2 separate regions of the Homo sapiens genome follow, and region 2 is linked to region 1. Evidence: chromatin contacts called from ENCODE Hi-C data. All regions are on one chromosome and are shown on one strand. The core of a region is the stretch at or near the end of the contact, and the rest is flanking DNA. Distances in the headings are between cores, read along the strand shown.

What was found. A loop is a pair of places that touch in the nucleus more often than their neighbours do. Pooled maps may share reads with other maps.
Region 2: a pooled map shows a loop between it and region 1 (4-fold over the local background). The contact joins the enhancer-like site here to the promoter of MAGEE1 in region 1. A Hi-C loop is called at or near these places in 3 of 50 pooled maps.

Annotation. Positions count from the first base shown.
Region 1 is chrX:76,424,284-76,431,637 of GRCh38, forward strand. It overlaps MAGEE1 (MAGE family member E1), which reads left to right and starts at 3,427. Exons shown (of 1, transcript NM_020932.3): 1 at 3,427-7,059. The coding sequence starts at 3,648. The coding sequence ends at 6,521. RefSeq lists enhancers at 3,475-3,684, 4,155-4,284.
Region 2 is chrX:83,631,293-83,638,646 of GRCh38, forward strand. No RefSeq gene overlaps it. Among named protein-coding and RNA genes, the nearest start is that of POU3F4, 130 kb to the left of the region's middle. RefSeq lists an enhancer at 3,720-4,069. Within about 2 kb of position 3,884, at least 6 of the 41 ENCODE cell types and tissues checked have a DNase peak (open chromatin) inside an H3K27ac peak, as active enhancers do.

The DNA of each region.
Region 1 (7,354 bases), core at 2,177-4,676:
GTTGACCAAATGAAACTCGTATGCTTATACACTGTTGGTGGGAATGTAAATTAGTAATAATAAACACTATATATAGTTCAACCACTATAGAAAGCAGTTTGGAGATTTCTCAAAGAACATAAAACACAACTACCATTCAATTCAGTAATCACATTATCGGGCATATATCCAGAAGAAAAGAAATCATTCAACCAAAAAGACACATACACTCATAGTTGTTTGCAGCCTTATTAACAAGAGCAATGACATGGAGTCAACTTAGGTGTCTATCACTGATATTTGCTAAAGAAAATGTGGTACATATATACCATGGAATACAACACAGCCATAAAAACTAATGAAATAATGTCCTTTGCAGCAACATGGATGCAGCTGAAGGCCATTATCCTAAGCGAATTTACACAGAAACAGAAAACCAAATACCATATGTTCTCATTTATAAGTTGGAGCTAAAGATTGGGTACTCATCAACATAAAGGTGGCAAAAACAGACACTGGAGGACTATTAGAAGGGGGAAGAAGAAAGGGGGTCATGGGTTGAAAAACTGTTGAGTATTATGCTCACTACCTGGGTGATGAGATCATCTGTTTTCCAAACCTCAGCATCATGCAATATACCCATATAACAAACCTGTGTATGTATCCCCAGAATCTAAAATAAAAGTTGAAATTCTAAAACAGACAAACAACAAAAACTCATTGTGTGTTACTGAAAACGTGTGGTAGTATATATTTTTCTTGATCAGTCCCCAAATCTCTTGCACTCACTTGTTTCCTATATTTTAATTCTACATATAAATTACACAAAACATATTATTATTATTGTTTTACATTGTCAATATGTCTGTTTACCCACATATTTATCCTTTCTATTACTGTTCGCTTCTTGCATCTCTTCAGTTTCAGAGGAGAACCTTTCAGTATTTCCTCAGTGTGGGTGTACTGGTGATCAATTTACTCAGCACTGATTTCTGAACATGTATTTATTTTGCCTTCATTTTTGATGTACTATTTCAGTAAGTTCAGAATTCCAAATTATCAGCTTACAAATCATTAAATTCCTTAAGTGACAAACTTGTATACAATGTAAGACTCACCTCTTTGCACTTCCCTTTTTTCTGAGATCATTACTCTTGAAGTCCTCATTGCCTTTATAGGTTTCTGATGCTATATTGGTAGCCTTTGTTGCCATAAAAGGGTTTCTTTACCTAAATTTCTGGGGTTTTTTTTCCGCAGGGCTGCTGCAATCAACTATACATTATTAGAAATGGAATTCTTTGATATCATTATAATGACTTACTGGTATTCCATTTTTAGTACCATAATTTCTTCAAATACTCTTTAGTTATTTAACATTCATTTAGTTTTCAGCTCTGTTATACTAGAACAAATTATATAATAAAAGTTATTTTAGCTAAATATTTGCACATATATCTTATTATTTCTTTAGAATATATTTCTAGAGGTAAAAATTTTTAGTTTATAGGTTTGAACAACTTCAGGGTCTTTAAAAATCACTGTACCCTAGGTTAGGAATATCTGTTGCTAAAGCTTAGAAATATCTTAGGTTTTTTTGTGCCTCCCATTCTGAATAGGCCCCAGGCATAAAAACTGCATTGGACTTCACAGAACCGAAACTGGTTATTCATATAAGGGATTGCTTCTCCAATTGGAGACAGAGATGGTGACACATTGTGACTGTAGCCAGTTATTTTCCCTTTCCTAAAGACGTATTAAAAAAAAGTATTGGAACCAACCCAAATGCCCATCAATGACAGACTGGATAAAGAAAACATGGCACATATACACCATGGAATACTATGCAATAAAAAAGGATGAGTTCATGTCCTTTGCAGGGGCATGGATGAAGCTGGAAACCATCATTCTCAGAAAATTAACACAAGAACAGGAAACCAAACACCACACGTTCTCACTCATAAGTGGGAATTGAACAATTACAACACATGGACACAGGGAGGGGAACATCACACACCAGGGCCTGTCAAGAGGTGGGGAGATAGGGGAGGGATAGCATTAGGAGAAATACCTAATGTAGATGATGGGTTGATGGGTGCAGCAAACCACCATGGCACGTGTATACCTAGGTAACAAATCTGCACATTCTGCACATGTACCCCAAAACTTAAAGTATAAAAAAAAAGAAAAAAAGACAAAAGTATACTCCCAGATTTTTGAGAAGATATAAAGAAAGACAACATATAATAAATGTTTGCAGCAAGATATAAACATATCAATAAAGGGTCAATAGTGGTAAGCTGAATTGTAGTGGTTGTGTGAGTGTCAGAAAGTTAGTGTTTTCCCTCTATCTCTCTTCCTCTCTCTCTCTCCCCTACTTCTAAAAACAGCCTGCCCGTCCTCTTCAGTGTTTTCTTTCTTACTCACTGCTGCCGTGCTACTCTCAGTTGGAATGATTTTCTCATCCTTGTCCTTTTGGTAAATATCTACCCACTCATCTTTTTAAACATCTCCTCTTTTATGAAGCCTTTTCTGCATCTACAGGTAGAACTGACCCTGCCATCCCCTGCATTCTTTACAAACTTCTAGAAAATTTAGCTTTACTTTTTCTCTGACTCCCATTTTTACATCGGGTGCTCCTTGATGACAAAGAGATTAACTGTAACTTCGGGATAGATGACCAGTGTTTGTTGAGTGAATGAATAAAGGGATCAGGGTTGGATCTGCTCAAAAGTGCTAGAGTAATAGAGCAAAACAGAGCAGGTAACACATCCCTTAACACTCGGTATCTCAACTGACTTTCACAAAAGCTCTATTAAATGAGCAGGTGATTGTGGAGTGAAAGAATTAAACAAATTTTCAAGAGTTTTAGTGGCTTTCCCACTAAAGCCTGGGTGACTGGGAAAGTTTGGGCTGGGAATGTTGGGCTTTTCAAGCGTGTTCGAAGCTCCCTAATTGGTACTAAATTTCAGGCATTCAGACCCTCTAGGAAAGAGTTCTTTCTAGCTCACAACATTAGGGGAGGAGTTAGACACATAAATGGAGAAAGTGATAGAAGAGACATGGTCAGGGATGGGGGTTCTACCCTTCCAGAGACAATGCACATTTTCTTTGAAACAGCTTCGGGAAAACTGCAAATCTCAATGATATTTACCAATTTTGAGAATCTATTAAGTGCCTGGCACTCTGTGTAGAAGCCCTCCAATCGTACCCTAAATCTGAGAAGTATTTATTATTATTTCCATTTTTACTCCCTAATGCATCTACTCTAAGCTCCTTGCTTCACCCTACCAAAGTTTCCCTTCTGCTAGTGCTCTCCTTTGGTGCAGAACCACCGCATCCACTTTCTCAGGCCCAGGGGAGGGGCGGGGCGGGGCGATTTCGCCTTGCCGCAGAGCCAGTCTGCGCCTGCGCGGACTGCGGCAGAGGGCGGGGTGTGAGAAGCAGAGTACAGTGAGACTAGCATTCACTGCTGGCCAGTGCCTGCCTTTTTCACCACCTCTAATTTCAGCTTCAGCAGTTGCTTGGAACTTTGGTTCTGGCAGCAGCAGCAACATCATTACCGCTAGCGGCAGTTTTGTGCCGAGGCACCTACACACCTCCCGTCCTCTCTGCCAGATCGCGGGCCTGTCGGTGTCTGCTCCTACACGCCAACGCCGGTGGGCAGGACCATGTCTCTGGTAAGCCAGAATTCGCGCCGCCGCCGCCGCCGCGTTGCAAAGGCTACTGCGCACAACAGCAGCTGGGGCGAAATGCAGGCCCCTAATGCCCCCGGTCTCCCCGCTGATGTGCCAGGCTCAGACGTCCCCCAGGGTCCCAGCGATTCCCAGATCCTCCAGGGCCTCTGCGCCTCTGAGGGCCCAAGCACCTCCGTTCTGCCCACCTCCGCTGAGGGCCCAAGCACCTTTGTGCCGCCCACCATCTCTGAGGCCTCAAGCGCCTCCGGGCAGCCCACCATCTCTGAGGGACCTGGCACCTCCGTGCTGCCCACCCCCAGTGAGGGCCTAAGCACCTCCGGGCCTCCCACCATCTCTAAGGGGCTGTGCACCTCTGTGACGCTTGCCGCCTCTGAGGGCCGGAACACCTCCAGGCCGCCCACTTCCTCTGAGGAACCTAGCACCTCCGTGCCGCCCACCGCCTCTGAGGTACCGAGCACCTCCCTGCCGCCCACCCCTGGTGAGGGAACGAGCACCTCCGTGCCGCCCACAGCCTATGAGGGACCAAGCACCTCCGTGGTGCCCACCCCTGATGAGGGACCAAGCACCTCCGTGCTGCCTACACCTGGTGAGGGACCAGGCACCTCCGTGCCGCTCGCCGCCACTGAGGGCCTGAGCACCTCCGTGCAGGCCACTCCTGATGAGGGACCGAGCACCTCCGTGCCGCCCACCGCCACTGAGGGCCTAAGCACCCCCGTGCCACCCACCCGTGATGAGGGACCGAGCACCTCCGTGCCGGCCACTCCTGGTGAGGGACCGAGCACCTCCGTGCTGCCCGCCGCCTCTGACGGACAAAGCATCTCCTTGGTGCCCACCCGCGGTAAGGGATCAAGCACCTCCGTGCCCCCCACCGCCACCGAGGGCCTGAGCACCTCCGTGCAGCCCACTGCTGGTGAGGGATCGAGCACCTCCGTGCCGCCCACCCCTGGTGGGGGACTGAGCACCTCCGTGCCGCCCACCGCCACTGAGGAGTTGAGCACCTCCGTGCCGCCCACTCCCGGTGAGGGACCAAGCACTTCCGTACTGCCAATCCCCGGTGAGGGACTGAGCACCTCTGTGCCGCCCACCGCCTCTGATGGATCGGACACCTCCGTGCCGCCCACTCCTGGTGAGGGCGCAAGCACCTTAGTGCAGCCCACCGCCCCTGACGGACCGGGAAGCTCCGTGCTGCCTAACCCTGGTGAGGGCCCGAGCACATTGTTTAGCTCTAGTGCTTCTGTGGACCGGAACCCCTCCAAGTGTTCCCTTGTTTTGCCAAGCCCTAGGGTAACCAAGGCCTCCGTGGACTCAGATTCTGAGGGTCCTAAGGGTGCAGAAGGCCCTATAGAATTCGAGGTCCTGAGAGACTGTGAGAGCCCCAACTCCATTAGTATTATGGGCCTCAATACTTCCCGGGTTGCAATTACCCTGAAGCCCCAAGACCCTATGGAACAGAACGTAGCTGAGCTGTTGCAGTTCCTGCTGGTGAAGGATCAGAGCAAGTACCCTATCCGGGAGTCTGAAATGCGGGAATATATTGTTAAAGAATATCGCAACCAGTTTCCTGAGATACTCAGGCGAGCAGCAGCCCACCTGGAGTGCATTTTTAGGTTTGAATTGAGAGAACTTGACCCTGAGGCACACACCTACATTCTGTTAAACAAACTGGGACCTGTGCCCTTTGAAGGGTTAGAAGAGAGCCCAAATGGGCCAAAGATGGGCCTCCTGATGATGATTCTAGGCCAAATATTCCTGAATGGCAACCAAGCCAAGGAGGCTGAGATTTGGGAAATGCTCTGGAGGATGGGGGTGCAGCGGGAAAGGAGGCTTTCCATTTTTGGGAACCCAAAGAGACTTCTGTCTGTGGAGTTTGTATGGCAGCGTTACTTAGACTACAGGCCAGTAACTGACTGTAAACCAGTGGAGTATGAGTTTTTCTGGGGCCCAAGATCCCACCTAGAAACCACCAAGATGAAAATTCTGAAGTTCATGGCGAAAATATATAACAAAGATCCTATGGATTGGCCAGAGAAATACAACGAAGCTCTGGAAGAAGATGCTGCCAGAGCCTTTGCTGAGGGTTGGCAGGCTCTCCCTCACTTTAGGAGGCCCTTTTTTGAGGAAGCTGCTGCAGAGGTACCATCCCCTGATTCAGAGGTTTCCAGCTATTCCTCAAAATATGCCCCACATTCATGGCCTGAGTCAAGATTGGAGAGCAAGGCAAGGAAGCTGGTGCAGTTATTTCTGCTTATGGATTCAACTAAGCTGCCTATACCAAAGAAAGGAATTCTGTACTACATTGGCCGAGAGTGCAGCAAAGTGTTCCCTGACCTCCTGAATCGTGCTGCCCGCACCCTGAACCATGTCTATGGGACAGAACTAGTGGTACTTGATCCCAGGAATCACTCCTATACTCTGTACAACCGAAGGGAGATGGAAGAAACTGAGGAGATCGTAGACAGTCCAAACAGGCCTGGCAACAACTTTTTGATGCAGGTCCTAAGCTTCATCTTTATTATGGGCAACCATGCCAGGGAGTCTGCAGTCTGGGCCTTTCTGCGGGGCTTAGGGGTTCAAGCTGGGAGAAAGCATGTGATTACCTGCAGATACTTGAGTCAGCGCTATATAGACAGTTTACGGGTTCCTGACAGTGATCCAGTGCAATATGAGTTTGTATGGGGTCCTAGAGCCCGTTTGGAAACCTCTAAGATGAAAGCCTTGCGATATGTGGCCAGAATCCACAGAAAGGAACCACAGGACTGGCCACAGCAGTACAGGGAGGCAATGGAAGATGAGGCCAATAGAGCTGATGTTGGGCACAGGCAAATCTTTGTTCACAACTTCAGGTAGAGGAATGCATGGCAGTCAGAGGGGCCTTGCAAGGAGGGGCCTTTGAGCCTCAGTTCTCATGTATTGGGGGGTGGGGGTGGGTACATATTGTATTTGGTATTTGTGTTCCAGTTATATTTATGTCTTTTCATATTTAGTTCTGGTGTGGTGTCTGGAAATGTTTCAACTGTTTTAATATATTGTCTGATTGGGTAAATGTGATTGACCACTTGCTGTCTCTGTTGTATTTTGGTATGAGTTTTGATAGCTCTATAAAATGTTTTGGAAATCTTTCCATCTTGTTGCATTATCTAGAAAAGAATATAGCATATAGCTATAGATATAGGCTTTTCCTTGAAAGCTTGAAAAAAATTCGCCAGTAAAATAATCTAGCTTAAAGTGATAAACTAACAAACAAATATAACAACAACTGAAAAGGCACTCTAAATTGTGGCTGGCTTCCCTTTCTGTCTGCTATTGTATGAAGAATACTGATGTTTACCTGTATTTGCTTTGCTGTACTAAAATGTAATGAAAAATAAAAGATTAATAAATGAAACATAATGCTAATACACTGACTTATTCAACTGCTTTCATACAGTGAGCACAGTGGTGTGCCCTAGTTATAGAAGTATAAAAGTTTACAAGATATAGTACCTGCCCAAGAATTCAGAGGCTGGATAGGGTACAGGGGGAGGTCATTTAAATCACCAATTTATTATGGTGTACTATGTGCTACAATAGAAAAATAGAGAGTGCTATGGTAGTTAAAAAGAGGCACAACTGACCAATTCCTGGGGTGTTCAGGGTGGTCCTTAAGGAAGCTGTTGGGTATGTGGGGTGGGGACAAGATG
Region 2 (7,354 bases), core at 2,634-5,133, 7.2 Mb after region 1:
GTGCATGACCATGGAGGCCACCTTACTGGAGCTCTTCACTGGATAAGCACAGTCCACCAGCACAGAAGCTATTATGTGATTCCTCAGGGCACCCAAAACTGCCCCACAAGCAGTTGTGGCCAGCCAGCGACCCCTGTAGAGGCCAGCAGACCAAGTAGTGCTCAGGTCAGATTGGCCACATCTGATGGGTAAGACCACCCTGCAGAGTTCAGGATTGACAGTTCCCCTAGGGCTAAAGTCTCCTATGGGGACAAGTCAAGCCTAGGGTCATGGCCGTCTCTGGATGTGCTCTGCTAGAGATGCTCTCACACTAATCTCTCTGTGCTCCACATCAGCCTCTATGCTGCCCCTACCATTTCTCTAAGCAGCAATCTCTGCCACTCGAGTGTCCATAGTGGTCGAAGTATCTCCTCCTGCTGGAGTTCCAGAGGCCAATGGTGAGAATGCGTTGTTCCTTGCTAATTCAACTCACCTATTCCCCTGAATCCAATGGGGGGGGCAGGAAATGAGTCCAGGTGCACAATAGCCCCGTGTAGAGTTCCCATATTCCTGCCCGTTCAGCCCAGCTTCTACGACTTCCCTCCATCTTGGTGCCTTCCCTCTGAAGATTTGTTAGAAGTATGCTAGTAGTCTGGATCCCTCCCTGGCAGTTGTTCCACCTTGCTGAGTCTAGTCAGCCATCTTGGCATAATCTGAGGCAAGTAGTTTAAGACCAACCAGGGAACCATAGTGAGACTGTGTCTCTACAAAAATGAAATAAAACAAAATAAAATAAAATAAAAAATAGCCAGGGATGGTGGCATGCAACTGTAGTTTTAGTTACTCAGGATGTTGAGGTGGGAGTATGACTTGAGCCTAGATGTTTGAAGTTTTAGTGAGCTATGGCTACACTGCACTCCAGCCTGAGTGACAGAGTGAGACCTTCAGGAAAAGAGAGAGAAAGAAAAAAGAAATGAAAGAAAGAAAGAAGAAAAGAAAGAAAGAAAGAAAGAGAGAAAGAGGAAGGAAGGAAGGAAGGTAGGAATGAAGGAAGGAAGGAAGGAAGGGAAAGAAAGGCCAGATTCTAACACAGAATAACCTGGCATTTATTGCTGCTCAACACTTTCCAAATCTAATTTGAAAAGCTTATATTTATAGTGAAGTCCCTGAAGGGGACTTCCCCTTGGATGCTTTACAATCGATTTCTGGCTTAATCCAGGTCACCAGAGAATTGTTAATCTGGACTGCTGGGCAACTTTATTTTGACATAGTATAGATCAATAATATCTTTTACAGACATTTTGTCATTAAGGCATTGAATTAAAATAAGGGGAATTATTAGAAACAGCCTTTAAGAAACAAATTGCTGGATTTATTGTCAAGGTCTTGTTGATACTGCTCACAATGTCCTCTTGAAAACATCTCATGAGAGACTAGTTATCTGATGTTAGTAACAATATTTGTTGTTAAGATATTATAACTCATACAGTTGATAGGGTTTCCATCTGCACTGACAGCTCGAAAGTTCAGAATCAAATTTGCGGCTCAGGTTTAGCAAATGTGAAAAAAAATTTTGGCATACATTTTACCTCCTAACTTCATTCAGATGCTCTTCATCCAGCCACTGCTATCTCTTCATTTCTAAATCCATAAACTCTTTTCTAGCTTTGTAGAGACAGTTTGTGTAGTGGTTATGATCATGGCCTCTACATTTAAGTAGGCTGTATTTAAATCTACTTTTTGTCACTTACTATGTAGCCTTGACCTAGTTACTTATATTCTCTATACCTCAGTTCCTCCATCTGTCCAGTGGATATAATAATGGTACATACCTCCTAGGGTTGTTATAAGTATTACATTGGGGTAATATATGCAAAGTGTTTAGAACAGTGCCTGACACCCGGTACTATTAATAACCCAATTTCAGGGGATGCCATTTACATAGAATGTAGCATGAATGATGCTTTTTAGATTTGGACAATGTGATGACTCTGCTGATACATAGTGAGTACTCTATAGATGTTAGCCAATGTTATTGCTCTCACATGTTCATAGACTGTGCAGTTTTAATGAAAGAAATAAACCTATTTCCCTCACTGTCTCCACAAAAGAAGGTGGGCCCACAAAAACCCAGGTTGTAAGAAAACTTTCTAACACTTACTTCTAAGGCTACCTCATCTCTAAATTCAGCCAGCTTCAATCCCATTTTGTTACACTTTGTTTTCTACCAGGCCGTTGATTTGGGAACAGTATGTGACACCAAGTATTATATGTAAACATAATGCCAGGTAGATCATCTTGTTGAACATACGTGTTCATGTGTTGTTATGGTAGAACGATTTATATTCCTTTAGGTATATATTCAATAATGGGATTGCCAGGTTGAATGGTAGTTCTTTTTTAAGTTCTTTGAGAAATTGCCAAATTGCTTTTCCCAATGACTGGACTAATTTACATTCCCATCAGCAGTGTACAAACGTTCCGTTTTCTCCAAAACCATGCCAGCATCTGTTATTTTTGACTCTTTAATAATAGCCATTCTTACTGGTGTGAGATGGTGTCTCATTGTGGTTTTGATTTGCATTTCTCCAGTAATTAGTGATGTTGGGCATTTTTTTCACATGCTTGTTGGCTGTGTGTGTGTGTCTTCTTTTGGGAAGTGTTTGTTAATTTCCTTTGTCCTCTTTTTAATGGGGTTGCATGGTTTTTGCTTGCTAATCTGTTTAAGTTCCTTATAGATTCTGCATATTAGACTTTTGTCAGAGGAATATTATGCAAGTATTTTCTCCCATTCTGTATGTTGTCTGTTTACTTTGTTGATGACTTTTTTTTTTTGCTGTGCAGAAGCTGTTTAGTTTAATTATGTCCTATTTGTCAATTTTTTTTTTGCAATTGTTTTTAGCATCTTCATCATGAAATCTTTGCCAGGTCCTATGTCCAGAATAGTATACCACAGGTTTTCTTCAAGGGTTTTTGTAATTTTAGATTTTACATTAAAGTCTTTCATATATCTTTAGTTAATTTTTTAAATGGTGTAAGAAAGTAGTCCTGTTTCAATCTTCTGCATATGGCTAGCCAGTTATCCCAGCATCGTTTATTGAATAGGGAATCCTTTATCCATTGCTTGTTATTGTTGACTTTGTTGAATATCAGATTGTTGCAGTTGTGTGGCTTTATTTCTGGCCTTTTTTGTTCCATTGGTTTATGTGTTTGTTTATGTATGAGTATCATGCTATTTTAGTTACTGTAGCCTTGTAACATGGTTTGAAGTCAGGTAATGTAATGTTTTAGGTTTGTTTTTTTTTCTTAGGAATGCTTTGGCTCTTCAAGCTCTTTTTGGGTCCTGTATGAATTTTAGCATAATTTTCTCTAATTCTGTGAAGAAAGTCATTGGGAGTTTGATAGGAATAGCATTGAATCTGTAAATTTCTTTGGGCAGTATGGCAATTTTAACAATATTAATTCTTACTATCCATGAGGATGGATTGTAGGGACCAGCCCTACAGGGTCTGTGGGTTTTTCTACTCTTGTGCGGAAATGAGAGATTGTAGAAATAAAGACACAAGACAAAGAGATAGAAGAAAAGACAGCTGGGCCTGGGGGACCACTACCACCAAGACACGGAGACCAGTAGTGGCCCCGAATGCCTGACTGCACTGCTATTTATTGTATACAAGGCCAAAGGGGCAGGGTAAGGAGTGTGAGTCATCTCCAATGATTGGTAAGGTCACGTGAGTCATGTGTCCACCAGACAGGGGGCCTTTCCCTTTTAGGTAGCTGAGGCTGAGAGAGAGAGGACAGCCTACGTCATTATTTCTTCTATGCTCTTCTCAGAAAGATTGAAGACTTAAATACTTTCACTAATTCTGCTACTGCTATCTAGAGGGCGGAGCCAGGTGTACAGAATGGAACATGAAAGTGAAACAGGAGTGTGACCGCTGAAGCACAGCATCACAGAGAGACGGTTAGGCCTCCAGATGGCTGTGGGTGGGCATGACTGACGTCAAGCCTTCCACAAGAGGTGGTGGAGCAGAGTCTTCTCTAACTCTCCTGGGGAGGTCTGCTAAGTAATGAGTGCCTTCCCTAGGCACTGACGCTACTGCTAGACCAAGATCAGCTAAGTAACGGTTGCCTTCCCAGGCACTGGCGTTACCGCTATACCAAGGAGCCCTCTAGCGGCCCTGTTCGGGCATGACAGAGGGCTCACACGTCTTCTGGTCACTTCTCACCTTGCCCCTTCAGCTCCTATCTCTTTATGGCCTGGTTTTTCCTAGGTTATAATTGTAGAGAAAAGATTATTATAATATTGGAATAAAGGGTAATGCTATAAACTGATGATTAATAATGTTCATATATCATCATATCTATCTATAATCTATTTCTAGTATAACTATTCTTATTTTATATATTTTCTTTATTATATTGGAACAGCTTGTGTCCTCGGTCTCTTGCCTTGGCACCTGGGTGGCTTGCTGCCCACAATGGACTATTTTTCCACTTCTTTGTGTCATCTTTAATTTCTTTCAACAGTATTTTGTAATTATTTTCACGGAGATCTTTCATCTCCCTGGTTAACTGTATTGAGTAGGAGTGGCTAGAGTGGGTATCCTTGTCTTGTTCCATAAATTCTCAATGTTTTTGTAAAATGAAAATAATAACATGTATCTCATAAAGGCGTTTTGAAGGTTAAATATAAAGTACCTACAATAGTACCTAATACACAATGTACGACCATTATTAATGTTACTGGGAGAGGAGATGATTAACAGCTTATTGCAACCAGGCAAGATACAAATGATTCCATATTCAGACAAACACATCTATAATTATTAAATAAAGCTTCTGGTCTAGAGTAGAGTTTATATGCTGGAAATCTTCTCAGGGGCATTATTACAATGAGGATCTGAAGAATGCATTCCAGAAAATTCTAAAAATGTCTAAACCACTTCAACTCTTTGCAGTTCTCCCAACCCCAAAGATCAAGGCAAACCAACTCCTGGCAACCCAGTGTTCGTATTGTGCTTTCTGCAGGGTGTAACTGAAGAGAAGTAAAAAATGTCAGTGTGTGTTGAAAGATTACCTGGGGCTCACCAAGTTGCTTAGTATTCTCTCACCTATATTATCGCTTTCAGGAATGTTCTTAGATAAAGATGTAACCAAATTTTTTCCTATCTTTGTTGTCTATCTTCAACCTACTCCTAAATGTTCCCTCCCTCATCCCTTCAGCTGAAAGATGCACTACTAATTTGGGTGGTTGCTAATTAAGATCTTAAACTGTGATCCCCTCTCCTGGAGTATGTGAGTTTTCACAGTGTACAAAAAAAGATACATACACACACACATACGCATACACACGCCACTCAAAACTTTTAACATGTAACAGAATGACATTATAATGATGAAATGCATATAATATTGTATATAAGCATATATAAGTAAATGTAATTCTACAAATATATCTGTTTGCACTGCTGTTATATAAATGTGTCTGACTTTGAACAGAAATAAAATAATTTCTAATTTGAATGCTATCTGGAAGAATCTCCCACTGAATAATTGAGAGAAGTCACTTAATCTACAGTTACTTCAATGTTTCACTGTCAAATGAATCCCCCCTCTTTAGGTGGATGCAAAAGTAATTGTGGTTTTTGCCATTAAAACCACGTACATTGTGTATCAGGTACTATTACAGGCACTTTAATATTTAACCTTCAAAACACCTTTATGAGATAGTTGTTATTAAAAGTAATGACAGGAACTGCGGTCACTTTTGCACCAACTTAATACGTGTTCCTAAGAAGCTGCTGGGGTTCAAATTGCACACTTGCTGGCACACTGGAATTTTGCTGTCAAAATATTTTATGCCTTCATGTGTGGATTACGTATGATCCAAATAAGAATGTCTACATGAGAATGCCACTCCCAAAGCAGCCCACACCTGAGGTCTGCTATAGCATTTGTCCCTTTTCATTTGTTCTTCATGATGCACTGACATTTGTCATTCTTATTCAACCTCAATGACTCTCTAGGCTGATTTAGAATTAATAATACAAACTGTTTCTAGGACTGCTGTAACACAGCTGTTTATTTTATCATTTTATAGAATTAGAGCCCTAAATATTTTTGCTTAAAAATAAAATGAGTGTTAATTTTGGAAATATACAATTAATTCTGCCTTAACGTCCCTCAGGGTGTGTTTGTGAGTGCACATGCCCACACTTACATGCACACATGTTGTGTGTGTGTACTTCTAAATAGATAGAAACAGGCTTCCACACGTAGTCATGCATCATTTGACAATAGGTATATGTTTTGAGAAATGTGTTAGGCTATTTCATTGCCCTGCAAACATCATAGAGTGTTACTTCCACAAAGCTAGATGGTATAGCTTAATACATACCTAGGCTAATATGGTATAGCTTATTGCTCCTAGGCTACACACCTGTATAACCTAAATAGCATGTTACTGTACTGAATATTGGAGGCAATTTTAACACAGTGGTATGTATTTGTGTATCTAAATATAAACAAACAAAAAGTACAGTAAATATATGGTATAGAAGATTTAAAATGGCGCACCTGTCTAGGGCACTTACCATGAATGGAGCTTGCAGGACTGGAAGTTGCTCTGGGTGAGCCAGTGAGTGAGCGGTGAATGAATGTGAAGGTGTAGGGCAATACTGTTCGCTAGTGTAGACTTTATAAACACTATACACTTGGGCTACACTACATTTACGTTAACAACTTTCTTTCTTTATTAATAAATTATCACTTGCTTACTGCAACTTTTTAACTTTATAAATTTCTTAAACTTTCTGACTCTTTCGCAATAGCATTTACCTTAAAACACAAACACATTGTACAACTGCACAGAAATATTTTATTTGTTTATATCTTTATTCCATAAGCTTTTTTCTATTTTTAGTTTTGTAACTTTTTAAATTTTTTGTTAAATGTTAATACACAGACACACACATGAACCTAGGCCTGCACAATATCAAGATCATAAATAACCAATATCACTGTCCCCCACCTCCACATCTCATTCCACTAGAAGGTCTTTAGGGGTAATAACACACGTGGAGCTGTCATCTACTATGATAACAATGCCTTTTTCTGGAATATCTCCTGCACACCATGCCTGAGGCTGCTTTACAGTTAACGTTTCATAATAAATAGAAAAAGTATACTCTAAAATAACAATACAATGTGTAGTATAATAAATACAAAACTAGTAACAGTTGTTTATCATTATCAAGTATTACAACTGTACATAATTGTATGTTCTATATTGTACTTTTATAATGACTGTCAGTGCAGTAGGATTTTTTTATGCCAGCATCACTACAAACACATGAGTAATGTGCTACACTGT